Linked DNA regions of Homo sapiens: regions 2, 3 and 4 are each linked to region 1. A link is a contact called in ENCODE Hi-C or POLR2A ChIA-PET data. All regions are on one chromosome and are shown on one strand. The core of a region is the stretch at or near the end of the contact, and the rest is flanking DNA. Distances in the headings are between cores, read along the strand shown.

The links. Hi-C counts contacts between places; a loop is a spot of excess contacts on that map. ChIA-PET counts read pairs that join two places held with the same protein, here RNA polymerase II (POLR2A). Pooled maps may share reads with other maps.
Region 2: a loop to region 1 is called in a pooled map, with 13 times the contacts of the local background. The contact joins the promoter of MTIF3 here to the promoter of UBL3 in region 1. A Hi-C loop is called at or near these places in 8 of 50 pooled maps.
Region 3: a map of CD8-positive, alpha-beta T cell shows a loop between it and region 1 (11-fold over the local background). The contact joins the promoter of LNX2 here to the promoter of UBL3 in region 1. A Hi-C loop is called at or near these places in 1 of 168 maps with a recorded cell type or tissue (CD8-positive, alpha-beta T cell) and 9 of 50 pooled maps. POLR2A ChIA-PET finds 5 or more read pairs at or near these places in 1 of 52 experiments (WTC11).
Region 4: a loop to region 1 is called in a pooled map, with 12 times the contacts of the local background. The contact joins the promoter of RPL21 here to the promoter of UBL3 in region 1. A Hi-C loop is called at or near these places in 8 of 50 pooled maps.

What each region holds. Positions count from the first base shown.
Region 1 is chr13:29,847,355-29,853,199 of GRCh38, forward strand. It overlaps UBL3 (ubiquitin like 3), which reads right to left and starts at 3,263. Exons shown (of 5, transcript NM_007106.4): 1 at 2,158-3,263. The coding sequence starts at 2,184. RefSeq lists enhancers at 1,829-1,898, 2,369-2,438, 3,109-3,178 and silencers at 2,739-3,038, 3,309-3,418.
Region 2 is chr13:27,447,225-27,453,813 of GRCh38, forward strand. MTIF3 (mitochondrial translational initiation factor 3) reads right to left here and starts at 3,340. Exons shown (of 5, transcript NM_152912.5): 1 at 3,285-3,340. RefSeq lists enhancers at 2,577-3,491, 3,335-3,694, 3,715-3,774.
Region 3 is chr13:27,615,461-27,621,778 of GRCh38, forward strand. It overlaps LNX2 (ligand of numb-protein X 2), which reads right to left and starts at 5,069. Exons shown (of 10, transcript NM_153371.4): 1 at 4,915-5,069. It also overlaps a transcript of POLR1D not described here. RefSeq lists silencers at 4,619-5,508, 6,129-6,318 and an enhancer at 5,097-5,825.
Region 4 is chr13:27,246,785-27,252,860 of GRCh38, forward strand. It overlaps RPL21 (ribosomal protein L21), which reads left to right and starts at 4,774. Exons shown (of 6, transcript NM_000982.4): 1 at 4,774-4,801. RefSeq lists enhancers at 4,078-5,277, 4,096-4,681, 4,489-5,028, 4,682-5,267.

The DNA of each region.
Region 1 (5,845 bases), core at 2,013-4,512:
TGCCCTTGCATATCACCTTTAATCAAAGGATCTCAAAGCACCACAGAATCAAGGCCTTAACATCCAGTCTCAAACAGATAAACTGTTATATTTTATAATTGCAGATATTAATAAAACCCTGCTCCTACTTCCCAGTCCTCTGATCCTAACATCAGCCTCCAAACCCTCTCTCTGACTTGGAAACAGTATTTCCCAAATCATCTCAATCTGTGACTGATGCCACGCACATTCCAGCTTTTCTTCACTGGACCTAAAGGAAGTAGCGGCACTGTTTTAATAACACATCTATTTCATTCCAACGTCTGTGAGAGAATAGACGGTACTTAAGGTTAACCTATTTTGCACTGTGCTTGATGATATAAAATGGAGGCTTTCGAGAGAGCAAATCTTTGCTCGAGGCGATGAACCCACAGATCACTCATCAAACAAGGGAAATAGCATTTCCCAGCTCTGTCTAGAGACCGCTCCCGGCAACTTCAAGAGCAGTATGGAGGAAAGCTTGTCCAGCCGTACTTAACCAGGCAGGAGGCTATTTCATGTGTGCACACCAGAAGAGAAGCGAAAACTAAAAGGACAACGCACGAGTTTTAGGACTCAGGAAGGAGACTGTAAAGCTGTTATGTGGCCACCCCCAGAGACAGAACACTGTGTTTCCTTTGCATTCAATGGGAAATTAAACAAGAGCAAAATTCCTTTAAACCAAGGTCAAAATAAGCCATTTAGAATCATTTAATTTTTGTTATAAAATCTGTATATGAGGTTTGCTCCTCTAGAAACATCTGGCGTTTTAAAATTTAATCATCAGCAGGCTGGGCGCAGTGGCTCACGCCTGTAATCCCAGCACTTTGGGAGGCCAAGATGGGTGGATCATCTGAGGTCAGGAGTTTGAGACCAGCCTGGCCAACATGGTGAAACCCTGTCTCCACAAAAAAAAAAAAAAAAAAAAAAAAAAATTAGCCAGGTGTGGTGGTGGGCACCTGTAATCCCAGTTACTTGGGAGGCTGAGGCAGGAGAATCGCTTGAACCCAGGAGGCAGAGGTTGCAGTGAGCCGAGATCGCGCCATTGCACTCCAGCCTGGGCAACAAGAGCAAAACTCCGTCTCAAAAAATAAAAATTAAATTAAAATTAAATTAAAATTAAAAAATAAAATAAAATTTAATCATCAGCAAAGTTCAATTTGTTTCCACTGAATACACAAACACTCAAATGTTAACATATGTGAGCACAACTACGTTAACTTCAATTCTTTCATAAACAGGATTATTCCTCTTCCTGGTAATTAAATGCATTATGTTTGTCCTTAGGACTGCAAAATGTAACTTCACACTCACACAAGCCCAGCCCCAGCACTGTAAGGTTACACGGTTACTGTTAGTCAACCGACTCACAACCTTACCCTTTATAAACAAAACAAAGAAAGGCGTCAATAAACAACAGTACTTTTTGTTTCAAGTTCTCAACACTCAGTGATCGAGGCTCAATACTATGTTTCCTTAGCTTTATGTCTAATATGGAATCTACTATTAATAAATATCTGGCATTAAAAAGCCCTGGAATATTCATTGTAAGTACCAATACAGGGTCAGCCTACGTTTCTGAAAATCCCAAAATATCTTTATATTTCTGTTGCCATCCGTATTCAGACATTTCAAAAACCTCACAGCAAATTCTAACATACTTTTTCTTGAAGAGATGTGCATCCCTGTTCTTGAAAAATATCAAGTTCGTCCCTACTGCAATGACGATCTCGTCTGTGTCATAAAGCAAGATTCCCGTTTCCCTACCTATTCTCTCGTAGGGACACCCGTCCTCAGCTCTGCCCACTGTCCCTGACGTTTTCAGAAACGTTAAAATACTAGTGTTCGGAGGCTTCTAGCGAAGAGGGAGATGTTTTGTCCCCTCAAGCTACCATGATACATTTCCCTACTTCTCCACTATCTTCAATGCTTTAGAAAACACGACCAAATGAGAGAACCCATATTAAAAGCAGTACTTCCTAAAAGGGGGAAACCAGAAGCTCCAACTTCTCCAAATCGCTCAGCACAGTGGCTTTTCGACAGTCCCCAGCAAATCTTCGCCCCACGCCTGCCGTCTTTCCGATTAAATAAGATTGGAAACCACAATTAAATCAGTGTCATAACTTATCCGTCACTTACCATATCCGCCGGGACATTACTGGACATCTTGCCGTTTGATATACACCCAGATGTTTACGAAAAAAACAAACAAAGAAAAAAGAGCAGAAGTCTTCACGTTACAGAAATAAACCACGATTTTGACTGGTTCGTGATGTGCTTTCTCCCCCAAAAATAAAGTTATTTTGGAGCCAAAGTGCCGGTCAGGCCGAGGTTCTGGTTCGAAGAGGAACAATCCCCAGGAGCTGTGTGGCCGGAGCAGGAGGAAACTCCCGGGACAGCAGAGGCAGCCCCCGTCGTCGTCGTCGTCGTCAACAGCAGCAGCAGCCCCAGGACCGGCCGCGCCAGGTGGACCGAGCCGAGTGACACACGGACATGGAGAGGGGTGGGAGGGGGTTAAATGCGCCTTCCTCCTTTCCCAGCCCCGGCAATGATTCACACTTGCTCCCGAGTCAAGTCCTCATTAAGCAGGAGAAAAATGCCCCAGCGTGGATGTACACAGATAACTATGTAGCTACACATCGACGCGTGAGCCTTGAGTGGCGGCCGAGCGGTGGCCGGACGCTGGCCGCGGACCCTGCAGAGCCGCTGTCGGAGCGCCCGCGCGGACAGCGCGGGGAAACGGCTCAACTCGCGCCGCGGGGGCGAAGAGCCGGGCCGCGGAAACCCGCGCTCAAGGGCATTTAACTAGTTGGAAGCCAAAGCGAAAGACCGGAGCGGGGGACCGACAGCGCGGGGGTGCTCGGGGCCGGCCGGGACACTCCACAGCCCCTCTGGGCTCAGGCCGCGGGCGCCTCCGGACAGCAGCTGGGGTCGGGGCGCATCGTCTCCGGCTCCTCGCCACTCCTCTTCTGCCTCCGCCTTCCCCGCCGCCGCCTCCCCGGTCTCCGCCTTCCCTTCCCCTCCCCTCCCCGGCCTCGCGAGCTCCGGGCGACGCCGACTTCGGCTGGTCCCCGGAAGAGGCCGGGTCCTCCTTCTCCTCAGCCCGGGAATGGTTTCCTCTCAGAGCTTTGTTTCTCCTCCTCCTCCTTCACTTTTCAGTCCCACACGCCGCGGCCGCCTCCTGTCATCGCCTCTCAAACCAACATGGCGGCAGCGGCGGCGGCGGCGGCTGCCTGAGTGCGACTAAGGGAAACGGGGAGAGCACGGGCCCCCCCTCGCAGCAGCCGCCGCCCCCGTCCTCGTCCTCCCTCCGCGGACACCAAGTGCGTCACCACGGAGACCATTCCCTCGAGCATCACGGGAAGTGTAGTCTACGAGGGTGGGGGGGGGAGGGAGCCGCCGAACGCCTCCTCACCCAGCTCCGAAGCCACGCCCCCCATAGCAACAGTTGCGAGGAAAGGAAAGCTCCCTTTCCCTTGCTTTGGACAAGCTGCTGCCCAGGAGTTAAGTGATACCTGCTACCAGGAGTGCTGTGATCATGAGAATTGTTGGGAGAAAATAATTCTGCATAGAGAAATTCCCTTATGCACGATATGCACACAGAGCTAAAATATGCTGTACCTCCAAGCAGAATCATTCATTTTAATTACAGCACATTCTCCACATCCTGCAATCTCAATGCATTTTGTAGAGTGATTTCATCTAGGTCTCCTCAACATTACATTTTGAAGAACAAAAGCAATCATTGATTTCCAATAAGGTCACATAAGTTCAACAGGAACAAGGATCTCATTAAGCAGTGAGAATATTTGAACATGTGTTTCCTTGAAGACCCAGGGCAATAAAGCTACAATCTACTTAACTGAAATTACCAAAACTGTATTACATACAACAGTGTTATTATATCAAATCTGTATCAGGAAATAGCTACTACAAACTTCATGGGGATTCACCAGTTTACCCATCTGGACCCTAAATTCTATTCTATGTAACTCATAATGTAATTGAAAACCTATATGCCTTGCAGTGATTAGCAAATAGGAGAAAATAATGCCATTGTTGAGACACCATTCAGATGGACATTTGTGATTTCTGCATTTTGTTCCTAAATCTGAGGTCAACATCTGAATCCCTATTCATATCTCTTAGTCCTTTGACAGAGTACTTTAGAAAGGGCAGTCTCAATATGATGCCTATATATAAATGCCAATGAATTTAGAGTCTGAAAGCCACCTCTCCAACCTACAGCTGTGTGACCTCATCTGTAAAATGGTCTTGCCTACCTTCCGGGGTAAAGTAGGGGTAGTTATGAGGATGAGTTCATGCATGGGAAATAAATCACTTTGTAAATAATAATGCATCATTTGATATGAAATGTCACTACTCATTCTCTCATTCAGCAAACAAATGTGCCAGGCACTCTGCTAGGCACTAGGAGTTTAAAAATGAGTCACTGTAGCGAACAGCAGCATCATGTGGCAGAAATGCCAAGGTCTTGGGTTGGCAATGGGGGTTATTACATCCTTGTCTATAGGGCTGTTGAAAAGAGGCAGAATCCAGTCACTGTCCTCAGGGAGCTCATTGTCTAGAAGCCTACGTGATTCCCCACAGCAATCTCTCCAGTTGGGTTTCTCATCAGTTGGAAACCCACAGGACATTTAGAGTACCTGCCTCTTGAGTAGCCTGGGTGGAGAAATTCCAAACACTCCTAAGGGCCTATATCACCCTGAGGAAGATAGATCAAATTCTCCGAAAAACCAAAGGCCAGAAGAGAAGAGAGGCCCAAATCTCACTGTGATTAGGCTTCAGGACTTTGTCTAGATATTTCCAAGTCCATAGTTACGTGATTTTCCATGGCCTTTGTTACTTGGTTGCTCATTTGCAATGTTTAGCAACCACAGAGTCCCCCTACCCCTACACCAGCCCCCCAGGAAATAAGGGCAGGTGAAAATACTTCAATTGACCAATGAGCTCAGAAGGAATATTGGAGCACATTTTGAAAGCTCTAACTCACAGAGTTAGTCCCTCCACCATACCCTTGACTCCAACTTTTATCCAATGACCTCCCTGGCCATGGCACTGCCTGGCCATGGCACTGCCGGGCCTAAGTGCCACTGTAAGTAGAAAGGCAAGAGTTGCTGTTTGCTGCAGGTTACCACTGCCACCTTTACAAAAGGCAATGTCTTTCAAAAGTCGCTGTGTTTCCAATTACTCTTCTAAGAGGGGCTGAGACATTATTCTCAATAAAACTCATTATAACTCATCCCTAACATTGTTAAGGCATGAGGTAACATTATTGGACACAGTTGCAGATTTTTCCACTCTTTCTTTTCTCTTTGCTTCCCAGCTCAGGCGGGTGAGGTGGGAGGCTGTAGAAAGGAGTTCAGCTGTCCCAAGCAGGAAAAGGTAGCATCTTCTTGACACCAGGAATCTATTGTCAGCATCAGTTGGAAGAAAGTGAATGACACAGCATTTTTGTAATGGGAAAAATAACTTCATAGGAAGTCAAAAGACCTGGCTCTGCCACGAATTAGTTATGTGACCTTTTGCCTCTCTGAGTTTCAATTTCTTCATCTGAGAAGCTTGAACTAAATCTCTAAGGTCCCTTCTAAGAGTCTATGAGTGTCAAGTCCTGGAAAAATAGGGCATGACACCGATGGCCTGTTAAAAATATCTTCCCTAAGTGACTACTTATGGGTAGGAGGGATTTTGGGGGAACAGGGAAGGTGGAATGATGACAACCTAAAATTAGATTTTGGCGATGGTTGTAGAACTCTGTAAATACACAGGAAACCACTGGATTGTACACTTTAAATGAGTAATTTTT
Region 2 (6,589 bases), core at 2,090-4,589, 2.4 Mb before region 1:
TAAGAAAAAGAGTAAGAAAACACTATAAGTGGGGTCAAGGGTAGTTTGAGCTAGGATGCCTGAGACTACCCCTAACCTTTCAAAGTTGAATAAAAATAGGAAGCCATGTTCTCTGATGAAAATCTCTGATGCCTCTGTGAGGTAAACAACACTAGGCTGAAGAGGCCAGGAGACTAACTCAAAATAGAAACAAACGCTTACGTTCTTATGATAATCCTGTTGCATTTGCTGCACTCACTCCCACAACTATACTCTCCGAGACAGCCACAATATTCTAAAAACCAATTATCTTAATGTCAATTACTTATAATGCATAACTTTATAGTATGATATCCATTTTTAATTCGATGATTACTCAGACTTTATCTGAGTTTTGACAAGTGCATATACCTTTGTAACCAAAACTCCTATCGACAGAACATCACCATTATCCCAGGAAGTTCCCTCTTGCCATTTCCAAGTCAATCTCCATCCCCAAGAGGCAACTATTGTTCTGATTTTTTCCCATCAGTCTGTCCTAAGACTTCATATAAATGGAACCAAACAATATCTACTCTTTGTTGTAAGACATCTCAGCATGTTTCGAGATTCATTCACGTTGTACGGATCATTACCTTGTTCCTTTTTATTTCTAAGAAGTGTCCTCCAAGTATATGAATATATCGCAGTTTTTAAATCTAGTTTTCGTTAATGAACACCTAGGCTGTTCCCTTTATTTATTTATTTATTTTTGGCTCTTATGAATAGCTGCTGTGAACATTCTTGTACCAAAAAAAAGACAATTATTACTGCTCCAAAGGACAGCTGTATTCCCTGTATAATTCATTATTTTGCATTCTACCGGAAGTACTGATAAAATATTTGCAGGGAAACTTCCTGGAACATGATTTAAATATGTGGTTTAGTAGATATGAGGGGTGGGTGGGTGGGCATTCTCGTCCTATAAAAAATTGCTTGCATGCATTTGAAATCATGTGGACTGAAGAGACGAAAATAACTTCTATTATTTGTTCACTCACTGCTTTTCTCATACAGCTGATATTCACAAGCTCATACTGTTATCTGTTCTTTCCTGGGAGATTGGATCAAAGTTGCATAGATTCTAGCGGACTAAATATTTGTGAAATTAATTTTGCCAATTCTCATGACTCTAAGAACTCTTTTACACCTTCCAAAGAAGTTTCATAAAGTCCTTGCTTCTGCCTGCAAACTGTCCCAGTTGCCCCATTCTGGCCTGAGCAGTGCAGCCTTAATCCCAGAGGGCCTGCGCTACCGTTACTGGGCCTTCATGCTCCCCTCCCTTGGCTCTGGTTTTGCTCTTCCATAGGGAGCACAAAGTGTACTCTCCATAATGAGGCTGAGCTGTTTACGTGCTAGAACTCCCATTTAGAACACTGGAAAAAGCCAACATTATATCTTTGGCCAACTATTTAACCTTATTTCTTTAGCTATTAAATTGAAATAATAACCATATGTTTTAAAAAGCTTTTAAACCCAGAGCTAAAGACTCTGTATTAAAAACTGGACTTACGGCCGGGCACGGTGGCTCACGCCTGTAATCCCAGCACTTTGGGGAGGCTGAGGAAGGCAGATCACTTGAGGTCAGAAGTTCAAGACCAGCCTGGCCGACATGGTGAAACCCCATCTCTACTAAAAATACAAAAAAACTAGCCGGGCCTGGTGGCGTGAGCCTGTATTCCCAGCTACTTGGGAGGCTGAGGCAGGAGAATCACTTGAACCCGGGAAGCAGAGGTTGCAATGAGCTGAGATCGTGCACCGCACTCCAGCCTAAGCATCCAGCCTAGGCAACAGGGTGAGACTCTCAAAAAAAATTTTTTTTTAACTTATTCTCCTATGTTAATCCTATGTTAGTCTTCTTCCAGAACTCTAGTGATGGGATCACTACCCATCCACAACCTCCAGTCACCTCCAAGACACCTTTGACGCCTCCACTTTCCCAGTCAACCCAACACCAAGCCTCATCGACTTCATTTCCTAAACCCCACTCGAATCCATCCAGTCCTCTCCGTATCCACTGTCACCACCGTCAGTTTAAAACATCGACCACCTCGTTTGGATTCCTGCCAGTCTCCTAACTCGGCTTGAGCCCTGGCAACCAGTTCCCACTGCACTGCGGTCACTACACCCAGGACCTTCCTCACCTTAAATAAAACTGCCCCGAGATTAAAGATCTACACCTTCGCCAGGCCAAAAGGCCCTTCCCACCTCTCCAGTTTCTTCTTTATGCCTAGGCCACACTGGCCATTCGGTTTTTGAAATACAGTACTCTCGTCCTTGGTTTAGGAAACGCCAGATCCTTAGCGCATTCTTCTGATTACCTTCCAAACTAAGCCAGTTCTCCCATCCCTCCCCCAATTTACTGAGCTTAACACTGAATGCTTCTACAGTCCAGTTGACCTTTCCTTTAAAACATTCATTACAATTACAGTTTTGTGATGATCTTAGCACTGCTGTTCTCCATCACTAGACCGTAAACTCTACGAAGCAGGAACAAAATGGACTTATTCGTTACTGTGTTGTGCCTGACAGAATGAATAGTAGTCGATTTTCAGATTCTTCTCTCCATCCTCTACTTTTCTAAGACTTAGGCCTTTCACAACACGTACTTGAAACTGAGACTTCTCAGTAAGAGAACTTCGTTTACTTGGTTCAAGTCTTAAGCCACGGAGCCCACTAAATGACAAATGAGAAAAAAAATCCCAGTCACTTCGCGACCTTCCCCCATAAGGCCTCCTCCCGCAACAGCAGGCAGCAAGAACAACGCATTTGTCCAGCATGTCCTGCGCAGGCGCCCTTCGCCTGGCTCGCTCTGCCCCACCTGTGCCAGGCAGTAAGCCGCAAGAGCACTTCCGGGAGCCCCCGACCCGGTTGTTGGTAAGTCGGCGGCGACGCCCACCTGCAGAACGGGACCGGCGGAGCGCCAGGGCTAGAGACGGGACGTAGCGACGTACTGCGTGCGTGCGTGCGCACAAACGAGGGCGCGCATGTCGGGACGGAACTAGAAAAGCTCAGTGGGGCTGGCGGCAACTCTAGGTCTAACATCCCTCGGAAGTTCGTGCAGCGGCCTCGCTGAAAATGGCTTTACAGCCCGGCAGAACCCTCCGACTCCGCAGCAGGACCTGCGGAGCCTCTCCGCCCTCGGTACCGGCGGGACGGGGTAGCCCTGACCTTCCGGGTGCCTCCTCCACAGGGGCGCCCCCTAAGGCCACGCCCTCCCGATGCCGGTCCGCGCACCGCTCCGCACGCCTCATATTTAGCATTACCTGTGCTGGGGCAAGCGATTGACATACTGTAGCGGACGCAAGTACAGCGGATCTGCGGCGAGTCCCCTTCGCTCTCCGTAGTGGGCGGGGCTTCACCCCGCGTCCTTTAAAGGAAAGGTGATGGGCGGAGCCACGTTTTTCTACTGTTGGGATTCAGTTCCGCCGACAGAAAATGCGGAGAACGCGGAGGAAGTCCCTGAGGGGAAATTGCTGCTCACCTGGCTCCCGCTGCTCCGCAGGTGCGGTGAAGGCTAATGTCGAATTTCTGCAGCAATCGGAGCAGCCCTTACTCCAGTTACATTAACACCAATCTCGGTCTCCCACTAGGGCTTTATAAATTGCTTTCATAAACGTCTTTTTAATGTAACACTGAATAAAATGTTTTATAAGCGTCTTTTATAAGGATCGTAAGTGAAAGGGCGCTGTCTCCGATTTGCAGGTGAGCAGACAGCTTCGGAGTGAGAACGGCTCCCCGCGGGTCCCCGGTGGCGCGCGGCTCCCGGAGGCAAAACAAAGCTGGGGCCGGGGCGTCGGAGCCTCCGCGTTGTAGTTGGGAGAGGTTCGAACGGGGCCCCAGCTGGCGAAAGGGAAAACGGACCCGGACCCGGACCCGTGGAGCCTGCTCGAAAGCCGGGTGCTGGGGGTCTGGGCCCCGTGTCCCCCCTCTTTTTCTTCTTCAATAAGAAATTCCTCAAGGGCAGACTGCGAGTCCACAGTCGTGAAGCCACCTAATCTGGCTTCATACCTGGAATGTTTGGATTCCTGGTACGAAGAAAAACTAACATTTATTGGCTACTTGTCCACTGGAAGGCGTTGTCTTATTTCTCATTAACTCCTTGAGTCAGCATTACGTCTTTTATTACAGATGACACAACTACTAAAGCTTTAAATAGTTCTTTGGGAGCAAAGACGAAATCTCCATTTCCTTTTTAGCTGCTGGTAGCTCGACGCTCACTGTTAAAATAGGGAGGTAATGAAACAACTCTTGTGTGAGACCGAAAGTCCAGGTGTGCATCTTGGCCATTTCCAAGTTAATCAAGAAGAATTAAGGATTCATTTTATTCTATCAAAATTATTTCTCAATGCCAAGATATTTTGTGTGACGTAGATTCGGGGACAGACTGAGTAGCACAATACCTGGGAAAAGTTAGGTGCTCAGCAATTATAATTGCCCACATTTGTGATTGCTTTTGCCTATGTGCCAGACACTGTTCTACGCACTGAACATATCTCAAGTTATTCAATCTTCAGGACAACCTTATGAGCCAATTATTATTATTACCCATTTTACAGATGAGGGAACTGAAACAAATTTGCCCAAGGTCGCACAACTAGTAGCAGAATCAAGAATAAAAAAGCCAAAAAACCCCAAACCCAGGCAAACTTTAAATGTTCCTTGCATTGCTAGACTGAAGTAGTGAGAGAAACAGTAAACAGTACGAGTCCATGAAAACATTAAAAGGATGTGAAGTATGTACAAGTAACTGAAACATTTAATGCCCAAACTAAAGACTTAAAATTTGCTAAGGTAATAGCACAGGTAGATTCACACCAAGTAATCACTGGTAACTGAAGCTACCGGCCAGCATCCATTTGCAGTCCGTCTTTGAAGGCAGCTGTGTCCAGAGCAGGTGGTTTAGGAAGCTTTCTAGACTTCCATTGTCAGATGTCTCCACGCCTAGAAGATGGTGCTTTAGTGTTCCTGGGAGGAGACATGCAGAGATGGGGTGGCAATTACAGACATGCCCACAGATGGAGAGAAGCCATTTTTTTCATCTTTTCCCTTGAACTCTTCTTTGACCTCCAGCCGAAATGGAGCTTGGCAGCTTTTGTGGGGTTTTTTGTTTTTTTGTTTTGTTTTGTTTTGTTTTGTTTTTGGAGATGGAGTCTCTCTGTGTCGCCCAGGCTGGAGTGCAGTGGCGCGATCTCGGCTCACTGCAACCTCCACCTCGCGGGTTCAAGCGATTCTCCTGCCTCAGCCTCCCGAGTAGCTGGGATTATAGGCGCGTGCCACTGGGTCGGGCTAATTTTTGTATTTTTAGTAGAGACGGGGTTTCACCATATTGGCCAGTCTGATCTCGAACTCCTGACCTCAGGTGATCCACCCCACTCGGCCTCCCAAAGTGGTAGGATTACGGGTGTGAGCCACCACGCCCGGCCACTTGGAAGCTTTTAAAGAGTCATTGAGAGCCTTGAGCTGTGCTTGGTGGGGGCAGACTTTGAAGATCCTTGAATAAAGATGAAGAGGTTTGGGGAAATGCTATTACTATGCCACAGATCTTTAATAAACTACTCCGTTATGTACATAGAAGAGGACTCTGAGACATGTGTAGAGCTTTCCCAATTGTTATCGTTTCTACATATAATTTAACCCCCTCAAAAAATGTAACTCAATAAGACTCAAATCATGGTGACTCTAAAAATGCCTATATTTTCTATTACATAGTAATTTCTACGTTAATTTCCATAGCATGCCCATGAACTTTCTCTTTCAATGAATATATTGGTGATTTGCTCTGATGAAGGAATAATGGAAATATCCCGTCCCTCTCTTTGCCTGTTAGCTTTCCAAGTCCTCCCACTTTTCCCCAACGCCGAGGGGACCTTCCAAAACAGGATTGTATGTGAGATTTACTTGCTTAGCCCAAGGTCATTGAGGTACAACATATCTGATCCACAAAAGAATCAGTCTGTGGGTGATTTCTTTAAAAAGTTATGAACACTGGGCTGCGTCTTTATAATGCCACAATGACTAACAATTCATTTAAAAATCTAATACTAATAAAAATCCTGGTGGTGGTTGTTTTTTTGTTTTGTTTGTTTGTTTTTTGAGACGGAGTCTCACTCTGCTGCCGAGGCTGGAGTGCAGTGGCACCGTGTCGGCTCTGCAACCTCCGCCTCCTGGATTCAAGCAGTTCTCCTGCCTCAGCCTCCCAAGTAGCTGGGATTATAGGCACCCACTACCACGCCTGGCTAGTTTTTATATTTTTAGTACAGACGGGATTTCACCATGTTGGCCAGGCTGGTCTCGAACTCCTGACCTCAGGTAATCCACCTGCCTCGGCCCCAAAAAGTGCTGGGATTACAGGCATGAGCCACCATGCCCAGTCAAAATCTTGGGTTTATTTTGAAGATACGAAGCATCTTCAAACTTTAAAGCCCATGTGGGTTCAGATATTCAGCATATTCTTTAACAAATAATTGTTCATAGATTAGATACTCCTCCCTCTCCAGATTATAAACTCTTACCTGGGCAGTTTTGCTAAAATTGGGGGAATTTAAGTCTATTATGTGTGAGATCCTAT
Region 3 (6,318 bases), core at 3,819-6,318, 2.2 Mb before region 1:
TAACATAGGTATGGTTGGTTAAATCATTGGCCATTGGTGATCAGCTTACCCTTCAGCTCCTCTGCCCTCCCTGGAGGGTGGTGGTGGGGCTGACAGTCCTAACCCTCTAATCCAGCCTTTCCAGTGCCCAGGGCCCATCCTGAAGCTACCTAGGGGCTGCCAGCTGTTCAGTCAACTCATCAGCATACAAAGACACTTAGCGCTTTGCAGATTCCAAGGAATTTGAGAGTTGTATGCCAGGAAACAGGGATAAAGACCATATATATATTTCACAACATCACAGAAGCTTAATCATAAGCCATCAATGTTGCAGTTCTTCTATATTCCTATAAGAACAGGGAACAGTTCAAGCTTCCTCACTGGATCAATTCTCTTTTGCTTTCCCTCTGACCAATGACTGTTTCAAAGATTTGGAGAAGTCTGTGAGCCAAGCCAGATCAAAGCCAATTTGGATCCAATTTGTTCATTAATGCATGCTGTCAACAAAAAGAGTCAAACTCTGCAACATATTTGAAGAGATTTATCGTGAGCCAAATCTGAGTGACCATGGCCCATGACACAGCCTTCAGGAGGTCCTAAGAACATGTGCCCAAGATGGTAGGGGTGCAGCTTGGTTTTATACATTTTAGGGAGGCATGAGACATCAATCAAAAAATTTTAAGAAATACATTGGTTTGGTCCAGAAAGGTGGGACAATTGCAGGGGGTCGGGGGTGGGGTGGGGGGTTGGGGGGGGTAGCAGGGAGTGCCATTCCAAGCCATAGGTAAATTTAAACATTTTCTGGTTGACAGTCGGTTGAGTTTGTCTAAAGCCCTGGGATCAACAGAAAGGAATGTCTGGGTTAAGACAAAGGATTGTGGAGACCCAAGTTCTTACTTTCAGAGGAAGCCTTCAGGTAGTAGGCTTCGATAGGTGGTAGTAAAACGTTTCTTATCGGACTTAAAGTCTATGTTAATGTTAATGTCAGAGAGGTATAACAAGTCATGTCCGACCTCCACTTCCCACTCATGGCCTGAAACTGTCTCTCAGGTTAAATTTTAAAAGACCCCTGGATGAGGAGGAAGTCCATTCAGATGGCTGGGGAGAGGGGGAAGCTTAGAATTTTATTTTTGGTTTACAATACATTAATATTTGTTTAAGTACTTAGGGATTCTGCAGTTAGCAAAATAGATAGGATCCCAGCTCTAGGAAGCACACATTCTAAAGGATAGAACCTACAACACCTGCTTCTTTAAAAGCATACTAACTAGAGGACAATTTATTATTGTAATGTCATGAGCACTTGCTTGTTAAAAAATTCCTTTTTTGAGATGGAGTCTAGCTCTATCACCCAGGCTGGAGCGCAGTGGCGCAATCTCAGCTCACTGAAACCTCTAGCTCCCGGGTTCAAGCGATTTCTCCTGCCTCAGCCTCCTGAGTAGCTGGGATTACAGGCACCTGCCACCACGCCCAGCTAATTTTCGTATTTTTAGTAGAGACAGGGTTTCACTGTGTTGGCCAGGCTGGTCTTGAACTCCTGACCTCGTGATCGCCCGCCTCAGCCTCCCAAAGTGCTAGAATTATAAGCGTGAGTCACTGCACCTGGCCAAAAAATTCCTCTTAATAACTTCTTAGAAGGCTAATACACAAAATAGCCACCTTTTCTGAATCCAACCAAACAAAATAACTTATTAACCACAGATTTTCCTACTGCTTTGTATTTTCTGAGGAAAAGAAACAGGTGCCAGGAAAGCTAAAAGGGATGTCTTTTGTAAGACTCTCAGGCCCTCCTACAGGGTCAATTTAGGTAGGCCTGCCCCAGTCTTCTAATTCTACATGCAAGATACATATGTATTACTTTTTCAAACAACACTGCTTCCTAAATAGAGGAGAACCTATGAAATGAGACCTGTGATTCTTTTTTAAAAACCTAGATGCATTTGGATAGAGGAAGGTGGGCCTGTGAACTCTAGCCCTGTAAGCAGGAAGGAAAGTTAAATAGTTCCTCATAATACAATTTAAAGATATCGGGTGGCAATTGTAAAGGAAAGAAAGAAGAGGGGAAGAAGGCCAAAGAGCCAACCAGATTACAAGAGCCTGGAGTCCTCCTTTCTTTGATGGTGGCCAAAATATATTTTAAGGATAGAAATGCCTAATATTCAATGTCAACACTTCTGATATCGCTCCACTGTGAACCCCTTCACCCTCCCCTTCCTCTAAATCTCTCATAAAGCTTACCATACTCATAAAGCCTTTCTGTGAACTCTTTTTCTTTTCTATTCTTTCCTAGCTCCTGTGAGACACAACTATCCAACAACTGCATCATGGATCTCTCAACCATCCATTTAGCACCTCCTTAGATTAGTCCAAAACTGAACTTATCTTCCCTTCTACACCTCTACCATCAATTGTTTTTAACTGCTCCTTCTCATATCCTCCAACATTCCACTAGCTCATTAATGTCATCATCTAAAGGAACAACTAATATTTACTGAGCACTTGGAATGTGCTAGGTACCCTGCCAAAGGCATTACATGCATAATTCCTCAAACCCTACTCAACAGGTACGACAATCATTTCCCAAATGTTAGGAAATCAAAGTTCTGTCAGGATAGTTATTCTAAGGGTAAGTAATAGAATTAGAATTTGACCCGTTTTAATTTCACAGCCAGCTTACCCAGTACATGTCAATCAATGCCTGAAGTCAAACAACCCAGGATTCATCCTTCCCTCCTTAAGCCTACCCAGTCACTTACCTAGTCCAGCCTCCTAGTCATACCTCTTAAACACCACGTCATTTCTCCTTCCACTGCCAGCACACTAGCATTTACTAAGTCCTTACTATCTGGCAATCACTATTCTAAGTAATAGACATGTTTTTTCAAGTTCTATCCCCCAAACTCTGAGATGACAAACCTAAGGAACAAAGAGGTTTCAGTGTATGACAGAGCCTGATTCCACCCCAGGTAATCTGAATAGAGAATCCCTGAGCACTTAACCCCTCCATTAGAACAGCCTCCAACTTAGTCTCCATATCGCCCATCTGGAAGCCCACCATCCTCCAGACGCTGCAGATATCTTTCTGGAATGCTTACCCGTTATCATGACATTCTCCTGCTTAAAATTAGCAGCTCAGTATCACTGACTGGATAAAGTCCAAATTTCTTAATCTGGTATAAAAAATCCTTCATTTTTCTGTTCAAGTCAATTCAGTAAATATTTTAGTGCCCAATGTAAGCAAGAAAAGGTGCCAAGTGTTCTGAAATGAATAATACATGTCCCTGACTACTACCTCCACCTCGGACACTGGGTCCTTCGGCCAGACAAGCCCATATGCAAAGCTCGTAATACAACAGCCCAAAGACACATACATTTATTTTTAAGTGGCCTGCGTGCTACGTGCCTACAATGTACGAAATCCCAAACCAATCTGAAGACTAAGTGCCTACGTAACACCTATTCTTACAGGTCTCCAGGCAGAAATGCTCCCTAAGTTCAAATTACTTCAGGGTAACTAGTGGGATAAAGGCATGGATCAGTTTCCAAATGAGAAAACTGGGCAAGAAGCAACCCCCGCCATCAATGGCTGGCATGCAGTAGGTACTTTATCAGTGGCTAAATGAATAAATAATGAAAAAATTTCAAAGTTGATGAGAGAAACAAGATATATGGAGAATGTAACACACAAGTGGGCCGAATTAAAAGTGATGTTATTCTACTTTGGTTCTCATTTGGCCTACTTTTACCCCATGGGAAAACTCACATGTGGGACTCGGACAAGCTAAAAAGCCAAAACTTTGTTATTCATGGCTCAACAAAGCTTTGACAAGCCAAAAAGGATACCAGATTCCCGCTTCCTTCTTTACCTGCCAAAGTCCATTTTCTAAAGAGGTGTGGGGGTGGGAATCAAATCTAGCAAAGTAAATAAAATTGATCTACTGAGATCCAACTTCATTAGTGCTGCATCGAAGTACATGCAAAAGAAATATCAAAACCTGTCCTGGGAAGAAGGCCAATTTACAAGTAAGTACTATTGCCGCAAGAATGTGAAATTCTTAAAGGCAGTTCCAATAAGCTGGAGCTCACAAGTGTTCCTCCTCCTGCACCGCCACCGCTTTTCACTCAACTTTGTTTCTGATTTCTGTGATTTTAAAAAGCATAATATACACAGCAAAGCCCATGCATAAGTGTACTTTAGCTCCTGGTACAAACGAACGTCTGGATTCATAAACTTAACGTAAACTGAAATACTAAAAGAAACACTACATGAGTCAAAAGTCCTTGTTTAAAACGTGGCATACAGCTTTGAAAAGCGAGTGATGTATTTCCTGAATGATGCTTTGTGTGCAACTGCTTCCAAATCAAGATTCATATTTTTAAATTACCCCCTGGAAGATGTCAAATCTCTCTCCCACCCTCTCCAGCCTAAAGAGAAAGGTGAGAATTCACAGGCAACAGGCTGGGGCGGAGGGAATGATCTCTCCCCATCCCTTTCCAGAGAACAAAACCCGATAAAGGCAGCTAGTGCCACTCTCATTGCCGACACCACACACACACAGAGGAAATTTAAACACTCACCCCACCTCTCCCTTCCCTTAAGAAGCAAACGACGCCAAGCTCTGCACCACGGTGGCCGGAACCAGCAAACGCTAACAGCCGGAGGCCGCCCGCCTCCCGGGCGCCTGCAGGCGGCGGGCACCGGGCGCCGACTCTCCCTCCTGGACCAGACCCACACCCGAGTCCACGCCAGCCCCGCAGCCCGGGCGAGCGAAGACAGCCGCGAAGGACCAAGGCTCCGGGGCGAGCTGTGGCGCCGCTCCGGCCGCCTCCCGGGGCGCGGCGCTGACCCACACCCAGCTGACGCCCGCACCTGAGGCGGCTGCCCGCAGCCAGCGAGAGGGCGCGCAGCGAGGCGGGCAGGGCAAAGTTACTCACTGGGAAAGCGCGGCTGCCCGGGCCGCGCACGGGCTCCTGGCGCCGCTGCTCGGCACCAGCTCCCGCTCTCCGCGGCCCGCTGAGGGAGCGGAGAGCCTGCCCGGCTCCGCTCCGCCAGGAATCGCCGCCGCCGCCGCCGCCGCCGCGGATTTCCTGGCAAAAAGCAAACTCCGGCCAAGACTTCACTTCTCAACCGCCCCTGCTGCCTTCCCGGGGGCAGCGCCAAGGCCGAGCGGCCCAACCCGCACCCGGGCCAATCGGAGGTAGCACAGGGCGGGAGGTGGGCGGACCAGAGGGCGGCTCCACCTATCCGAGAGCTCGGGAGGCGGGCCAGAAGGGACCCGTCACTCCCGGGTTAGAGTGAGACCACTCCGCCCTCGCCGCCCGCCTCCCCCACTCGCCCCGGGCTGTCCCCGCCGCCCGCCTGATTCCCCTGCGGAAGCCCCGCTGGCTAGGTGTCTGCGCGCACCCCCGGCCGCCGCCAAGAGTGGCACAGCTGGGGAAGGAGTGAACATCCAGAGGAATCGCGGGGCGGGGTGGGGGGAGGCCAGGAGAACAGGTGGCGCAGGGAAGCAGAAACGTAGTTGCGCTGGACAGCTGGAGTCGGGCAGGGTCGGGGCCAGCGGCGAGGGGACAAGAAGGGCCGATTCGAGAGGAAGCGCACCTGAGGGAGCACAGCGAAGGCCGGGACGCAGGGAGCTGGATGGAGAGCGAGCCTGGGCGGCGAAAGGTTGCCGAGGCGGGGGCTGGGCGCCTGGGAACAAAGGTGAGGGCGGGTTCCGCAGGTGAGGAGGTTTGAGGAGCCACTGGGGAGAAAGGGAAAAGGAAGTCTACAGCCGGAGAGGACGCGCTCTGGGGGTAGAAGGAATCCTAGGACGGAAAGGATAAGGTGGGAAACAGTTTTCTCCCAAACTCTCACTCCCCCAAAAGAGACATTTCTTTCTTGCCCTATTTTGACCCAGTTGAAAATGCAACTGCAAGCTCCCCGGTGAAACAAATACCGCCTTCAACCTTCGTATTCTGTGGTGACTCATCTCGCACGTGACCCCCCTCCCTCTTCAAGGTGTGTTGACCGACTACAGTTTAAGCCTGTCGTCCCACAAAAGGCCCGGGAGGGCCGGGGTCCCAGGAAGGGCCATCCTGGGTCAACACCGCCCCAGTTGGGAAGTCGGGCCGCTTTCGGACTTGCCACTGGGAAGGGAAGTGATTTGGGGGCGGCAGGTAAGGCCGCGCCCCTTCGCCATCACCTGGGGAAAGGTACCAGAGTTGAGCCGGGGCGCCCGCAGGCCTGTCTGGGCCTCGGGGTAAGGCGGCGCTGGCCCCGCCCCCTGCCCCTCCCGCCGCGAGTGGCCTCGCGTGGTCGCCCAGGTGAGCCGCGGGGCCGCGAGCCACCGCTCACCCCGC
Region 4 (6,076 bases), core at 3,524-6,023, 2.6 Mb before region 1:
TTTTATGAGCTAGGCATAGGGGTTCACGCCTGCAATCCCAGCTCTTTGGGATGCCAATGTGGGAGGATTGCCTGAGCTCAGGAGTTCAAGGCCAGCCTGGGCAACAAAAGGAGACTCCATATCTACAAAAGAATTTTTACAAATTAGCCAGGTGTGGTGGTGCATGCCTGTGATGCCAGCTACATCAGTGGCTGAGGCAGGAGGATGGCTTGAGCCCAGGAGGTTGAGGCTGCAGTGAGCCATGATCATGTTCCTGCACTCCAGCCTGGGCAAGAGAGCAAGACCCTGTCTCCAAAAGAAAAAAAAAAAAAGTATATCTAAAACTTAAAAACATCCCATAAAAACTTACAACACATCCCATAAGGTTATACCAAGGGTATAAACGTTGGTCTATAGTCCTCAGTGAGACTTCTAAATAAAACTAATTATGTAAAAGCTTGATTTTTTTTTTAAGTTGACAGAAGGTAAGCAAATTAACTGGGGAACTGTAGTGGGGATGTTAAACAGTAGAGTACCCACATACAATTAATTTTGGCTACTCTAGGCACGCTGCCTATGGGATAGCCCTGCTCCACAAGGAGCAGTTAAAAAAAAAGAAAAGAAAAATAAAAGATTTGGACATGTTGAGATGCTAAAGAGTATCCAAGAATAGATATCAAGTTGAATAGCAATCTTGAGGAAAGGCTGGAATCACATAAATCAATCTGGTAGTAAGCAACACAGAGATGAAATTTAAAATTATAGGAGTAAATGGAATTAACCAGGAAGGCAGTACAGAAAGAGAAGAGCAGGGGCCTAGCTCCAAGACCCAGGGAAATGTAGTCTTTATAGGACAGGGAGAGGAGGGAAAATCAGCAAATCAGACTGTGGAGTGGTGAGGAAGGGTAGTGTTTCATGGAGGAAGAGCTGGCCAACAGAGTCCAGTGCTTTGCGGAGATCAAGAAAGGAAAGAACAGGGAATGTCTTTTGGCTTTGGCAACATATAAGCAGTTGATGCCCTGACAAGAGCAGCTTTAATGACATGACTAGAACAGAAGTCAAATGAAACTGAAGCTGAATGAAAGATGAGGAAGAGATAATAGTGTTTATGTATTAAACTGTATGACACTGCTGAACTTTCACAATTTTTGATGTACAAAACCAAAAATTTCATGACTCCTTTTTTTTTACATTTGACAGAAGAAAAATGAACATATGGGGCAGTAGTTATAAAGGAATATGAGATCAAGCAGAATCAGAAAGAAGAGAGTTGCGGGTTTTAGTGGGGAACACCAGAGCCTGTTTGTACATGGATAAAAATGATGGAGTTGGCTGGGAGCATGTTTGTACACTGATAAAAATGAGGCAGTTGGCTGGGCGTGGTGGCTCACACCTGTAATCCCAGCACTTTGAGAGGCTGAGACAGGTGGATCACTTGAGGTCAGGAGTCCAAGACCAGCCTGGCCAACATGGCGAAACCCTGTTTCTACCAAAAATAATAAAATTAGCCGGGTGTGGTGGCACACGCCTATAATCCCAGCTACTTGGGAGGCTGAGGCATGAGAATTGCTTGAACCCAGGAGGTGGAGGTTGCAGTGAGCCGAGATCATGCCACTGCACTCCAGCCTGGGGACTAAGAGAGTCTCAAAAAAAGAGGCAGTCATCAGCTGAAAGAAAGGTGGGAGAAAGGAAGGTTTGATAATCAAAGAAATGACATGAAATAATCTTTAAATAGAATAATGTGAGACAAAATAGAAAATGTTAAGCCAGGTTTGCTTATTTCTGCTTGAACCCCTGACTGTGATGAAATGCAGCTCCTCAGGAAGAATCTTAAAACAGGATAGAGCACACGGCCCCCCGTGTCACTCGCCTGAGTTACAACGTTCCTGAAACAGTAAATGAACTTGACCTTGCCTTTTCCTACATGAAGATGTCTGACAGGGTTAGTGATTATGCTTCTACAATCTATAACCAAATTACTTTAGTAATCTATAAACTGATGTACTCTTACACCCAAACTTTAATGAGATTTCACACATACAGAACCCCCACAACCTACATAGAAGCAATGGGCTGAGGGACCACTTTGGAGCCCTGTGAAAGAACTGCCCTCAGGGTATAAACCTTGGTCTACAGTCCTCAGTGAGACTTCTGAATAAAACTAACTTTAATTATGTAAAAGCTTAATTTTTTTTTTGACAGCAGGTAAGCAAATTAACTGGGGAACTGTAGTGGGGATGCTAAACAGTACAGTACCCATTTGTTAAGGGTTGGTCGTGAATTTATGGGAGAGGCTAAAAACACAAATGCCAACAGGAGCCAGGCAGGTAAATGACTGAAGCAGGCTGAGTGATGAAGGAACTCAAGAATGAATGCCCCATCTAAAGGGGAAGCCAGTGGAGTGGCCATCAAGACTATCAGCTCTATGCTGCCAGATCTCCTGATTTCTCAAGGGAAGCCAGAAATCTTTTTTTTTTGATATGTTAATTTTTAAAACACTCTATGGGCTCAAAAAAATATTTCCAAGTGCAAAAAAATATAGTGCATGGATGACTAGTTTCTGATTTGTCATCACACCAGATTACAAGATTTTCTTCAACGGTGCTCAGCTGTGGAGGTACTGTCACGGTTGCATTTATCCAAGGTTCGGTATGTGCTAAGAAAGTGATGGGGGCCAGGCGCGGTGGCTCACGCCTATAATCCCAGCACTTTGGGAGGTGGAGGCGGGTGGATCACCTGAGGTCAGGAGTTGGAGACCAGCCTGGCCAACATGGTGAAACCTCGTCGCTACTAAAAACAAAAAAATCAGCCAGGTGTGGTGGCGGGCGCCTGTAATCCCAGCTACTCCTCGTGAGCCTGAGGCAAGAGAATCGCTTGAACCCGGGAGGCAGAGGTTGTGGTGAGTCGATGTCGCGCCACTGCACTCCAGCCTGGGCAACAAGAACAAAATTCCCTCTCAAAGAAAGAAAGAAAGTAATGGGAAAGGAAAAGTGACCTGAGGAAGTGAGTGCTAACAGAGTGACTGTAATAATGAACTACAGAAAATTAAGTTAAAGACAATCTAGAAGCCAAGGGCTAATGGTTACAGTGAAAGTCTGGAGGAGTCAACGTATTGAAGGAATCAATACCAAATCCTATTCCTCCTCAAGTTCTTCAGCAAATGATGTTAAGTGCTGATGACGATGGTCACAGAATGTACACATTTAAAAAATGGTGCTGACGCAGTTCTTAGAAATTACAACTTTCAGGTGCATCAGGAGAGTGAGTCGAAGACATGCAAATTTCAAAAGCGACTGGACGATATTATTTATATTCAGTCTGATAAGGGATTTTGTTAACTTAGCTGACTTTTTAAAAATGCATCCTAAAAATACATACAATCATGAGAAAAACATGAGACAAATTCCATGATTAGGACATCCTACAAAATACATGACCAGTACTCCTCAAAACTCTCAAGGTCACCAAAAGTAAGGAAAGTTTGAGAAACTGCCACAGCCACAAGAGGCATATAAGGAGACATCATAACTAAATGTAATGTGGTATTCTGGATGGAATCCTGGAACAGAAAAAGGGTATTAGGTAAAACCGAAGGAAATCTGAATAAAATGTGAACCTTAGTTAATAACAGTGTAAAATATTGGTTCATTAATTGCAACAAATGTACCATATTAGCATGAGATGTTAATAATAGGGGAAACTGGATGCTGGGTATATGGCATTATCTCAATTTAAATAAACTACATTAAGAAAATAATATCTATTTTTAAAGGTGTAGTGAATAAAACAATGGCCACCCATATATTTAACACCCGGTTTAATAATGGTCAATACAGTTAAAGCCTCCCTTTATTGTCCCCTCCTTACCAGATATGACTGCTTTTCTCAACTTGATTTTCATTCTCTTGTATTTCTTGACTTCTTTAACTACATATGTATGCATAACTAAGCAATATATAGCATTGTTTTACAAGTTTTAGAGTTGAATGTATATGAATTGTCATACTATTTATTTTTCTACATCTTTCTCTTTTTGCCTCATCACATTTCTGAGTTCAGTCTTCTTTTATTGGCGTATAATACTACATCCTAACATCCCATAAGGTATTTATTCTGTTATTGATGGACGTTTCTAATTTTTTGCTTCTACCCACAGCGCTGTTACGTACATCCTTGTTCACTTACCAAAGTTTCTACAAGACATATAGGTAGGAGCAGAGTGCTGGGGTTTAGTAATTGAAAACTTTTACTAGATTTTGCCACATTGCTTTCCCAAAGAGGTTTTAACATTTGCGCACCTACTAGCAGGTGCGTATGTTTAGACGTGTGGAGGAGAAACTATTTAAAGACATACAAACTAGATAATATACTTGCTTCATTCTCGTTTGACCTTCGTACCCAAGCAATTATTTCTGCAAACAAACAAATAAACAACTACTAATAGCACTTCCCGCACCGCCAGCCGCAGTTTTCCCTGCGGAGACGCGGATACAAGGCAGCTTCCGGCGAAGGCGGTGACGCAAAGGATGGCGTAAGCACGCTCGGGACGACGGCGTCCTCTTGATCGCCCTTGAAGGCCCCTTTCCGGGCTGTCTGACACGATGCAAGTGTCAGCTTGTGTTGGCCGGTTGCCTTTCTTTCGCAAGAGGGGAAAATATCCTCACAGACTTTCTGTGTTCTCAGAGACGATCTTCTTCCCTAGAAAGAAGTCGCTTACGGTTGGCGTTTCCCTCAGGCAGCGCCGTGGGCAGCCCACAGGCCCTTGTAAGGCGCGCGCCGCGGCCCCGCCTCTTTCCTTTCGGCCGGAACCGCCATCTTCCAGGTAGGGCCTACGCGTGGCTCCCGGGCGCTAGGTGTTCGACAGACTTGAACCGCGACCTTGTGGCCTCAGAGGTCGTTCATTGGGACCGTGGGGAGACTCTCTAACCTGTTTGAGGTCCATTGGCATGGGCGGGTTAAACCATGTTCTGCCAGACGGGGAGCAGCGTGCGCCGGGTCGGGTCTGGGCCGTGGGCTGAGAACCGGACTGCGATGTTGCGGCCCTGCGGGGGGACATTTGCGAGAAAGACGAGACTGAGTCGCTTGGGGTGAGGCGACTCGAGTTAATCTTTAAAAGACTTCGTTTTATGTTCCCGTGGCTGCATCTCCGGTACTGTGGGTGGCCCCTCTCACATAGGCTGTGTGGGGGCCGCGTGGCCTGATGCCTTTCTAACTCCTTTCAGTGTGGCTTTTTTATTCCAAATCTTGCGATGATGTTGGGTGAGGACTTAAGGGGTAGTAGGAATGGGTTTAAAGTCAGGCGTCGGCTTTAATCTTCTGTGAAGCCTACAGGTGTGAAAACCCGGGCTCTCGGTCGGAGAGTGGGTCCCGGAGTCGTCCTGGGTGATGAACCCTCACTGCCCTTAGTTAATGCATAAGACGATTTCCGACTGTTTTTAAAATTTTGACCCCACATGGTGATCGGACGAAGGGAAAGTGTTTTGAGGTTGCAACACCAATATTTGCACCAAGAGGAGATACTGTTTTGCGAATTCTAGGGCAGCATGCTTTGAGTGAAGGGAAACATTTAGCCATAGTTCATCATTTTGTCTAGTTTGTGGACGTCAACAGAGTCGAGCAAACTGCAGGTTGCTCTTTATGGTGGATCCTAGTTGCCATGATTTTAATACTCTTACAAACTGTAAAGCATCGTTTTGAAAAGTGCCTTCAGTTTTAAGTGTATGGGGTCCATGCTTAAAATGGATTCCAAACTCAGAAAGATGGATCTAGTGGAGGATTATGGGCTCTGGAATCAGGAATGAGTTAACTGATTATGCCACTTGGTGATTCCACAAAGTGACTTGAATCTACACAGTATCACCCTTTGTGTACTAACTTAGCACAAGTTTTTGGAACTTTATACACATCTAAAGGCTTTGGGGATTGGAACAGAGTACCTGGCATTTAAAGGGTTCATCCATTGTAACAATGGTTTGACTTTGGTGAGTTAGGTGAAACATGTCTTCTTGCTATACAATTTTTATAAAAATGGTACTTTGGGAGCCATTCTTAAAGGATTGTTGGTAAACTTAGAAACCAAATTGTGTTAGAATATTGT